Linked DNA regions of Homo sapiens: region 2 is linked to region 1. Evidence: read pairs that join two places in POLR2A ChIA-PET (ENCODE). Cell type or tissue: GM12878. All regions are shown on one strand. Links, peaks and the distances in the headings refer to the core of each region. The heading gives the core; the rest is flanking DNA.

Region 1 (5,381 bases), core at 98-5,097:
TATTGAAAAATTGGAGTCACAAGATTCCCACTTTCAAGAACTTACAGTCCAATGGAGGAGAAAGAAGTATGAAAGGATCAATTGCAGGGTGACAAGAGAGTGTTCCAATAGTGCAGATCCAGAGCTGTGATTTTAAAAAGATGATGCAAACCAGTTATCTCTTGCTTCATGGAGTGGATGGGCTACAGGAAATTTGACAATAAAACAAAGCTTAAATAAATTGCAACATTTGTCTACAACTCTACTGTAAAATTGGAAATGCTTTTCCACAGAAAAACCTCTCAAAATGCTGAATGCAAAAGTTGGGATCACAGAAACATTGTGCCTATTTTTGGTCTGCTGGAAACTGTATTTTTACAAGGTAATCCCTGTTTTCAATATAGTTCCTGTCTTGCCACTGGCGGTTTTCTTGTAGCATTTTTCTAGTTCTGAGATTGCTACTACCCAAAGTATTCATTTCTTTCTTACTGGGGTGTCCTCTGTCTTCACAGCCTGCTTCTGGATTGTAGGTTTTTTCCTTTCTTTCTGTTGAGATATTTATGGCATTTGATAGAGTCAAACCAGATGTATTGCAGCCGGACATACTTATGTGGCTTCAGATGTGTAAAATAAGTAACTTCCTATCTTTGTCTGTCTAGCTCAAGAGTTGACTGTGGACGAGGAATGCCTGTATTGATTCATTAATGTAATAACTATTTACTGACTGCCTACCATGTACAACCAGAAACACAGTTCCTAACCTCATGAACTTACCATGTAACATGGGAAGACAAGCACTAAGTTCTTATTTGTTTGTAATTGTGATAAGGCTCAGAGAACAAATACAGATTCCTATGAACCCATGTATAGGGGGAAATATTTAGGTTCCATTTAATACTGACATGGCTAAGTATCTCAGTATTTAAGCTGAGATCTGAAGGATAATTAGAAGATTCCTCAGGCAGAGGGAAGAGCAAAGGCTGTGTGTGGGGCAGGAAGAAATGTGGTCGTTTGAGGAACTTCGAGATCAGCGTGGCCACTGATGTGCTGCAGTGTAGCAAAGAGAGCAAAAGAAAGAGAGAAACAGGGAGGAATGGAATTCAGCTCACGGGCTCTGGAATCAGAGTTTCAAGTTGGAATCCTGACTTCCTAGCTGTATCGGTTAAGAATTTTTTTTTGTGGCATCCAAAGAACAGAAAGCCTACCTTACTGAGGTTCATATAAAAAGGGGAAATTGGCCAGGTGCGGTGGGTCACACCTGTAATCCCACTACTTTGGGAGGCCGAGGCGGGTGGATCACCTGAGGTCAGGAGTTCGAGACCAGCCTGGCCACAGTGGTGAAACCCCGTCTCTACTAAAAATACAGAAATTAGCTGGGTGTGGTGGCGGGCGCTTGTAATCCCAGCTACTCGGGAAGCTGAGGGAGGAGAATCGCTTGAACCCGGGAGGCAGAGGTTGCAGTAAGCCAAGATCGCGCCATTGCACTTCAGCCTGGGCAACAAGAGCAAAACTCTGTCTCAAAAAAAAAAAAAAAAAAAAAAAAAGGCGGTGGGGGGAAATTATCTCCACAAAACAAAAAGTCCGACAATAAGCAATAAGCTGTCCAGGGCTGATACAGGGCATGATGAGGTCATCACAGATCCAGGTTCTTTCTGTCTTCTGCTCTGCATTCGTAGCCTGTGGCTTTGTCATTCCCTCATCTGGAAATGGCGGCTGCAGCCCCAGGCACAATGGCCCGTTGAGGAAGAAGGGGGACGATGTGCAGTGTCAGGTTATTTTATCAGGAAAGTTCAAAGCTTCTCAGAAATCTTCTGTTGGAATTCTACCTGGGTGTCATAGGCCAGAACACAACCCAAATAACCAGGAAAAATGTGAAAGTGAGAAAATAGATCGTCCACCCCTAACAATGGAGGCAGCAAGTGAGAGGGGATTGGGAATGTGTGTTGATTTCCTCAACAGTGTTTGACATAACCACTTTCTAGCTTTATAATCTTAGGCAAGTAACTCAACTTCCCAGTTCCTCTTCTGTAAAATGGGGATAACACCTGAAAAGGTTGTTACAAGATTCACTGAAATAGTTTCTATGCTCAGTCAGTAATCAGCATTCAATCAATATGAGCTCTAACATGATGCTTGACAGTTATGCAACGAACAGTTCATGAAGAGCTTTGTAAGCCATATTGATAATTTTGTCTTTATCCTTAGCACAGTGAGAAGGTATTAAAGGATTTTATGCAGGGAAGTGACATGATCATATTTGTGTTTTCAAAAGAGCCCTCAGGCTGGGTGTGGTAACTTGCGCCTGTAATCCCAGCACTCTGGGAGGCCATGGCAGGCGGTGGGCGGATCGCTTGAGCCCAGGAGTTCCGGACCAGCATGGGCAACTTGGGGAAACCCCACCTCTAAAAAAAAAATGCCAAAAAAATTTTAGCTGGGTGTGGTGGCACTCGCCTGTAGTCCCAGCTGCTCGGGAGGCTGAGGTGAGAGAATCACCTGAGCCTGGGAGAGGCTGTAGTCAGCTGTGATTGCGCCATGCACTCCAGCCTGGGTGACACAGTGAGACCCTGTCTCAAAAAATAAATAAAAAATAAAAAAAGGAGCCCTCAATTTATCCTCTGCCTCTGACAAATATATTCCATTTTGTTACATTGCAAAAATTTCAGCACATTGCTTTGCTTACCCATCTTTGCTCTGGAACGACTTTTAATTCTTCTTTTGGCAATCTTGGTTGTTTTGAGATGTGTGAAATTAGAATCATATGCAGGTGTTTGAGTTCTTTTGATTTTGCTTTTTAAAAGAGTTTTTTTTTTGTTTTGTTTTGTTTTGTTTTTAGAATGGGGCAATGTAAAGCCAGAATATCAACGTCCTTTTGTCAAGATTTTCAAACCTATTTGGCTGATAGTACACTTACAAGAATAGGTAAAAAAGATCCCAAAGATTTTACTTCACTTACTTGAACTACTAGCCCTACTATTAAGAGCCACAGCAAGCTTACATGTTCAAAAAAAAAAAAAAAAAGAGCTGCAACATTCCTTTCGCACTCCCACTCGCCCCTGAGGTTCTTCCACTTCCTTCCTATGGCTTTTTTTAGAAGCGAGTGTGTTTTTCTCACGTCCGGCAACAAAGGATGTTTTGTGCTACTACTGAGGTTTGTGTGTGTGACTTACTTTAGAACTCTTTCTAGAAAATGCGATTACTATTTGCATAGGTCTGGTAGAACTTTGTATTGAGTGAAAGTCTCCGATGACTGTTTTTGTTTTTGTGTAGATTTGCCACTGCTTAACATCAAATCACTTTCCCCTGTGTGTTTTAAAATACCTCTAATAGGACCTGTCAAAATTCTCCCAGAAGTCTCACAAATTCTTACCTTTAAAGAAAGTGTAAGTGATACCTTCAGTGTATTGTATTTATTCTTATATACCTTTGCAAAGACTTCTCATCACTTCCTTAAATATGTCTGATAGTGCCATAATGAGAAGGGGACATGGTAATTAACCATCAACTTTGGTTTTCATGGAGAAAATCTATCTGGAGCAGTCACAGTATCCTATGCTGGAGCTATCAGATGCCTTGACATTAGATGTTTCCATCTAATTGTAATTCTCTGAGCAAGGAGACAAGGTGGGATAAACAGAATTCTCAGATGGCTGAGAATTATACCCTAAATCCTGGGAGAGAATTTACCTTTCCATTGTCAGATAATATGAATCATTTAAAACATGTGCTGGAACAGCTTTGCCTTTTCTTGAGGAAAATGGGGTTTCTCTCTCAAAGAGAAAGATAAATGCGCCTCAGAAGATTTTAGTGGTCGATCTCTGTCAGTGTACTACCAGCAAAAATCCCAGCAATCAATATTACAAAGAGGCAGCACTCACTTGAGTACAGAAGTAACAACATTAGCTGCTTCGTAAACAAGATGGCATGGGAGATATTCTGTTTTGAGTAAATGACAAGTCCTACAGTCTAGATAGGAAGATTTCTCCTCCATATGGATTTTGTGATTTCGTCTTGTGTTGAGTAAGGAAGGGGAGCTTGGATTCCAAGATCAATTTAATGTCTATATTCCTTGGCATTGTCATGTTAGAGCAGCACATCTCAGATGGCTTTCAATAGTTATTTTAGCATTGATTTTCCTCTACTAGAGTAAATCAAAAGATGATTTAGAAAATCAAAGTCAGTTTTCCTTGGAGTTTTCTCAGAATAAAGGGAAGCTGTGGTGTTGAAGGGTTTTTTTGGCTCCTATTTACATATGATGCAAAATCAATCTGTGTGAATCTCTTTCCTCTGTTGAGCTCTACTATAGGCTCTACTATATGCAGAGCCTTGGGTATTTCTGTGCGAGGGGGATTATGCAAAAGAATTTTAAGGCATGCCACTTGACTTTGTGAAACCAAGTATTTGTTTAAAGAGACACGATATTATAGTGGGAGGCTGTTTTGTGAGAACCCACACTTTCATGTCAGCACCCTGAGATGGGATCCCATTACGCCCTTTAACCAGGCAAGGGACTTTATGCAGTTCTTCGTCAGGAAAATGGAGACAATTAAACTGCTTTTCTCATAGGTTGTTGTGTAAAAGGCAGCAAGATGTGGCTGTGTAAGAACATGACTGAAGCCAGACTGCTTATGCTTAAAACCTAGGTGAGCTGTTTACACCTGATATGACCTTGGACAAGTCTCATCTAACTTCTCTTGCCTCAGGTGCCTCATCTGAAGATAGCAGTGATGTTAGTGTCTGCCTCCTGCCTCATAAGCCTGTCATGTTGAGACCATCCTGGCCAACATGGTGAAACCCCGTCTCTACTAAACATACAAAAATTAGCCAGGCATGGTGACACGCGCCTGTAGTCCCAGCTACTTGGGAGGCTGAGGCAGGAGAATTGTTTGAACCCGGGAGGCAGAAGTTGCAGTGAGCAGAGATCGCTCCACTGCACTCCAGCCTCGTGACAGAGCGAGACTCCAGGTCAAAAAAAAAAAAAAAAAAAGAGTTAGTCAAGGTAAAGCGCTGAGAACAATGCCTTGCACAAAACATCACATAAGGGTTTGCTTTCATTATTGTGAGGATTAGATATAATGCATGTGAAATACTTGACACATGTAGAAGGTAACTATTCACTGTTATTTATATAGAGAACTCAGCAAAATGTGTAGTACATTTTCAGAACTTAATGTTGGTTGACTTCATTTTCTATTGTACATGTCTGTGTGTGTGTGGGGTGTGTGTGTGTGTGTGTGTAGAGAGAGAGAAGCACATATTTCCCAACAGCATAACGAGTGTAATTTTATGGGAAAAAGTATTTAGACCCAATTGGAAATTAGCCAGGCCATACAACCAGGAGTGTCTTTGCTACTCCGTCTGGTGTTGAAAGGGTTTGTATTGACTGGGCGCGGTGGCTCATGCCT
Region 2 (5,381 bases), core at 250-5,249, 180 kb after region 1:
CATAGAAGAGAGGAACAATCCTTCAGACCAGGGGAAGACAGAAAAGGAGACTGGCCAGAAGAACACCTGGGAGGGAGCACAGAGCTCTTCATTCCCAGGGGTTCTTTATAGCATGGACATTTACAGTGTAGGTACTGCCCAAATGCCCATCCACACCAGTGTTAGGGACTGAATTTTGTTTATTTCATTTATCAAGATATAATAGTTTTGAGTCATCAGTTGTATTTCTATAGCCTATAAAAAGAGCACCAGGCAAGGCAGGGCCCACCACCGCTGCAGCCACACCCAGAGTCTTCCCCATCCTGTACTGTGGACTCCACATCAGACCTGGGAGGCAGGACTCAGTGGATGAGGCTGTGTTTTGCATTTCTGAGTACAGTCCACAAAATGGTTTGCTTCTGAAAAAGCAGTAGTAGTCTTACATCCAAGATTATTCCTAAAATAAAGTTTCGACCCACATATATAATGAAATTGAAACTGCCTACATTGGCAAAGCCAGAAAGAGAGTAAAAAAGATGGGGTAGGCCAGTTGCGGTGGCTCATGCCTGTAATCCCAGTACTTTGGGAGGCTGAGGCGGGTGGATGACTTGAGGTCAGGAGTTCAAGACCAGCCTGGCCAACATAGTGAAACCCTGTCTCTACCAAAAATACAAAAATTAGCTGGGCATGGTGGCGTATGCCTGTAGTCCCAACTGCTTGGGAGGCTGGGGCAGGAAAATCACTTGAACCCAGAAGGCAGAGGTTGCAGTGAGCCTAGATCGCACCACTGCACTCCAGCCTGGGTGACAGAGCGAGACTGTCTTTAAAAAAAAAAAAAAAAAAAAGAGAGAGAGAGTTGGGGTAAAAAGTCAGAAAGAGAGATCCCAAGGGAGAAATAAAAGGAAATTTGAGCCAAAAAATGCATTTCTGATGATCTCTTCTGCTGTATAAAGATACTTTATAAGGCAATTTTAACTCTGATAACTTGCCCATTTCTGTTTGCAGAAGGAAGTCAGTCATTCTCACAAATATCTCCATTTGTTTTTCCTCCTTGTATTTCATTCAATTTTGTGGGGAAGGGTTGGAGGGCCCAATTTTGCTATTGTAAAATTGTTTCTCATTTTTCTGAACACTTGAAATGGGGTCAGATCTAAATGGCTATGAATGCAACATGGATCCAAAGGCCCAAAGGTCAGGTCCCACTTGGACAATTTTGATATGTAAAGTGCTGCTAACATTCATTTATAGACAGCAGCAAGAAGTATGAGCTGTGGCCTGGTGAAGATTCACATAGATCTCATTTTCCTCATATTCAGAGCAAGACGTTCCCAACTGTCTGTGGGTCTGCATGAGTTGTGGGGTGTGGGAGACCCCTCTATTGTCCCCTTTGAGTGTACATATTCTGTAGTGAAGCCAGAGGCAAATGTGTGAGAACCTCCCCAGGCTGTTCCTTGGGAGTGAGGGCAGCCCTGACTTCCATGGGAATGGGATTCCCTGCCAAATTCAGATGCCGAGGCTTCCCTCAGGGACCACAGCCCATCCGAGTGGAGGAAGTTGCTGTGAGAAGTTAAGCAGGCAGCTCTGAAGGGCTGTGTGTGTGTGTGTGTGTGTGTGTGTGTGTGTGTGTGTGTGAGAGAGAGAGAGAGACAAAAGAGAGCAGCCTTGCCCCATTGCTTGCATTATAGTACACATGGAATCAATTTTAAATTTCACAGAAAGAAAACAGTAAACAGAGTAAGAGGGGAGCTGGTGTGTCTCTCCAAGGTTGGTGTGTCTCTCCAAAGCTGGTGTTTCTCTCCAAGGCTGGTGTTTCTGCTCATGCATACAATACATGATGCACACCATTCATACCTCCAGGTTTTACACATATTTCTTTCACCCCTGAGCATCTGTGAGACTCAGCTTGATGATATTTCAAACGACTATGAGGATCACACCTCTTGGCAAAAGGCAGAATAACTTTCTGTTGTAATATTTTAAATTAAGAGTTTCTTCTATCTAGGCCTTGCAGGAGAGAGGAGAATGTATTAACAAATTTATTCTGAAAGTAGAGATGTGGGAGATATGTGATCCACAAAGCAGGGCCACCCAAGGTTCACTTCAGTGTTCACGTTTGGGGAAGCATGAGAATGTCACATAGCAAGGCCAACTGGCTCAAATGTATTAGCATACAATCAATATGCAAGGCGCTATCTGAATGCCGATTAGTAAGAGTCACATTGACCATGGTAGCAGATGACACATTAAACAGTATGATACCAGCCACAAACCTCACTAGCTTTTCCAGTAACCTGAAAAGACAAAGAAAAAGAGAACTTGGGGAAACTCCTATTCATCAGTCAGGTTTCCCCTTAAACATCACTTCCTTTGGGAAGCCACTCAGACAAATCCACCCCCACCCGACTTCCCCTAGCTCAGCTCTTCTCTTCTTTTACATTATACCTTCCAGAATTATCTGTCTTCCCTCTTTCAGTCCCCAGCACCCAGCACACTCCCTAGCACTCTGTAGGCACTTAAATATGTGTTCGATGGTTGATGGAATATTATTGGCTTGTGTTAGGTCTTGGAGGGTATGAAAATAGAGAAGATAGAATCCCTGCCCTGTCTGGGAAGGAGACAGACAGATAATAATAGACACCATACAATTTGTCAGACTTTGCAATGCTTGTAAGTACAGCTTCTCTAAAGGAGAACAAAAGGAAGGTTGAACTTCTGAGCACCTTAGTGATAAAACAGACCTACATTAGCTTCTTCTCTGATTCATTAATTTTACTGGTAAGAAATAATGAACAGAATCCTATTTCCTTACATTTCAAGTTTGCTACCAGGATAGCACAGTATCAATAATAATAGGCAATGGATTTCACTTGGGGGAATATTATGTCAGGAGGAAAACATGAAATATTATCAATATCCTCTCTAGGGAATCTATGTATTAGCTTTGTGATGTCTAACCTCGAATTTCTCACCTTCAGAACTGAAAGCAAATACATAATTGGATTTGCATTAAAGCTCTAAAAAGAGTGAAATTAAGAGTCACGCTCAAGTTTCCGGCTATGTTTCTTTGTTGCCTACTCCTTTTGCCACTCTGTCACTTAATTCATCTTTTTTTCCAGAGGAAAAATCAAAAGCAAAATATGCAACACCACTCCCTGCCCTCCAGTACTCCCACAGTATTATTTATTGACCACTCTGGGTGTGCTTGGCTTAACAGACAACAGAAAGGAAGTGAAGGCTCTTCCCTGAGGGTTTGCTGATGCGATTAGAGAGCCATTTAGAAAGATAACTCGAAATCTCAGACAGACACAGGAATCTAACTTTTATTCTGGTGTCAAAAATGATTTGAAACCTTTTTTGTATGATGACGTTTGTCAGTACTCCTTTTATTCCTCTCACAGCAGCCGGTGGGCGTCTCCATGCCTGATGCAGACAATATAGAATCCAAATGCAGTTGCAAAGGTGAATGACTTCAGGTGGCTTTGCGCCGCCATCGTCATCTGCACAAAATGTGGACTGACCATGGATCTTTCCTCCATATTAACCTCTCCAAGAATAGAATCTATTGAAGACATGAATCTTTTGATAGCATTTCCTTGGGGTTTTGGGAGAGAAATTACATCTTGCAGATATCTGATGAAACTCTCATGTGACCAAAAAGACTGCAAATAAGAGTTTGATAAACAGAAAACAACATGACAATAGTTTCTGGGTAACTCTTTGAACTTGTTAGGTACAGCATATACTGTCCTTCACACACCTGCTGTATTTTGAGAATCTGAGCTTATCGAAAGCCACACGGCATCAGTGGAACTGACTAGCTGGGTGACTGCATGCAAGCAGTTAGCCACTCTGCCTCAGTTTCCCTAAAAATACAATGAAATGGATAGTCAGTTGAGTGGTCCTCAGACTTTTACATCTTATAGTATGGAAGCGGACATGGATTTGCTATATTTCATTTTTCTGTGTAAGTACATTAAAAATCAAAACTACTGCCTACTATTACCATCTTTCATGAAAAAAAATATTTTTTAGCCTGAAAGCATTGAGACGAACATAACCTCAGAGTAAGCGATGGTCCTTGAAAAGTGAATAAATTTAACGGTTTGGTAAATCCCTTGCATGAATCTTATTTTTTTCAGTTCCTTTAGCAAACAAAAACTTATTCAGAAATGAACACACGTCCACAGAACACCATTAGCCTGCACAATCTACACAGATCCTTTTACCTGTACATTCTAAGCACAATACTGGAACTTACCAAATAAGTAAATAAATAGCCAACCAGAGCCGTATCACCTTCTACTTTATTACAGTGTTGGTGTTAATATTTTACAGCACTCGGCTAACTGGAATGTGGAAGGCACTGCCAACCACATCATACTCTTTCCACCCAAGATAGTAGATCGGCTTCACTCCATTAAATCGTCATTGTCTTCAGCTGCCATGACTCCTTTAATTGGCTCACACCTGTAATCCCAGCACTTTGGGAGGCAGAGGCAGGTGGATCATGAGGTCAAGAGATCGAGACCATCCTGGCTAACACAGTGAAACCCCGTCTCTACTAAATATACAAAAAATTAGCCAGGCATGGTGGCGGGCGCCTGTAGTCCCAGCTACTTGGGAGGCTGAGGCAGGAGAATGGTGTGAATCCGAGAGGTGGAGCTTGCAGTGAGCTGAGATAGCACCACTGCACTCCAGCCTGGGCAACACAGCGAGACTGTCTCAAAAAAAAAAAAAAAAAAAGAAAAGAAAAGAAATGAATCTGCAACAAGGAATTCTAATTTTTTTAAATGGAGGAGGTGTCCAAGGGACAGGAGACTGTAAATGCCAAACAAAAGCTTTTATGCAAGGCTAAATTGGTGATTTTGCACAAAACTCACAAGTAAAAGATTTACAGCACAAAGAATGTAATACACTTCAGTTAAATTATTCAGTATTGTTACAGTATTAATGCTACAGCCCAAGTTTCATTGTGTAAATTAAATACACAGTCTGTTCCCTAAGATTGTACTTGGTTTCCATAATAGTTTTTTTAAGTCCTCACAGATTGGAAATATAAATATGGAAATTTATGATTATCAATAGTTTGAGCCAAATCCTAAGAGAAGGGGTTTGGACTGAGGTCTAAAAGTACTTAACTGAAATGGAGCCACCATGAGACAAGTTTAGTCTTGGAGGCACATGTAAGCGGGTGACAAATGGAGTTTATCATGTTGGGAGACTTGCGGATTTGCCTTCTTGTTTCCTTTGGCAGAGCAGGGTAAGAGGCCGGCTTTGGCGTCATTGCTTTAGACACACAGTCCTTTTGGCATGAGGTTGGATCTCTGGTCCCATCCAGGGTTCACTTTGTAATCAATCCGTCCTTAAAATGAGGTAGGTCTTTCAGTAAGTGGCCTTCTCCT

Evidence for each region. ChIA-PET counts read pairs that join two places held together with the same protein. Peaks named below come from ENCODE experiments on the same cell type or tissue, not always from the same donor. Only the 100,000 strongest peaks of a DNase experiment are listed, where the experiment ranks them.
Region 2: POLR2A ChIA-PET joins it to region 1 with 5 read pairs; 5 of 35 experiments call an interaction of 5 or more read pairs at or near these places.

The regions. Positions count from the first base shown.
Region 1 is chr11:96,252,008-96,257,388 of GRCh38, reverse strand. All of the region lies in intron 1 of MAML2 (mastermind like transcriptional coactivator 2), which reads left to right. Among named protein-coding and RNA genes, the nearest start is that of MIR1260B, 87 kb to the left of the region's middle. In GM12878, for the core only: no CTCF peak of the experiment used is centred there; a DNase peak (open chromatin) is centred at 3,108; H3K4me3 peaks cover 2,357 bases; H3K27ac peaks cover 3,705 bases.
Region 2 is chr11:96,072,663-96,078,043 of GRCh38, reverse strand. All of the region lies in intron 2 of MAML2 (mastermind like transcriptional coactivator 2), which reads left to right. Among named protein-coding and RNA genes, the nearest start is that of MTMR2, 150 kb to the right of the region's middle. RefSeq lists a silencer at 2,110-2,169. In GM12878, for the core only: no CTCF peak of the experiment used is centred there; a DNase peak (open chromatin) is centred at 2,223; H3K4me3 peaks cover 867 bases; H3K27ac peaks cover 2,538 bases.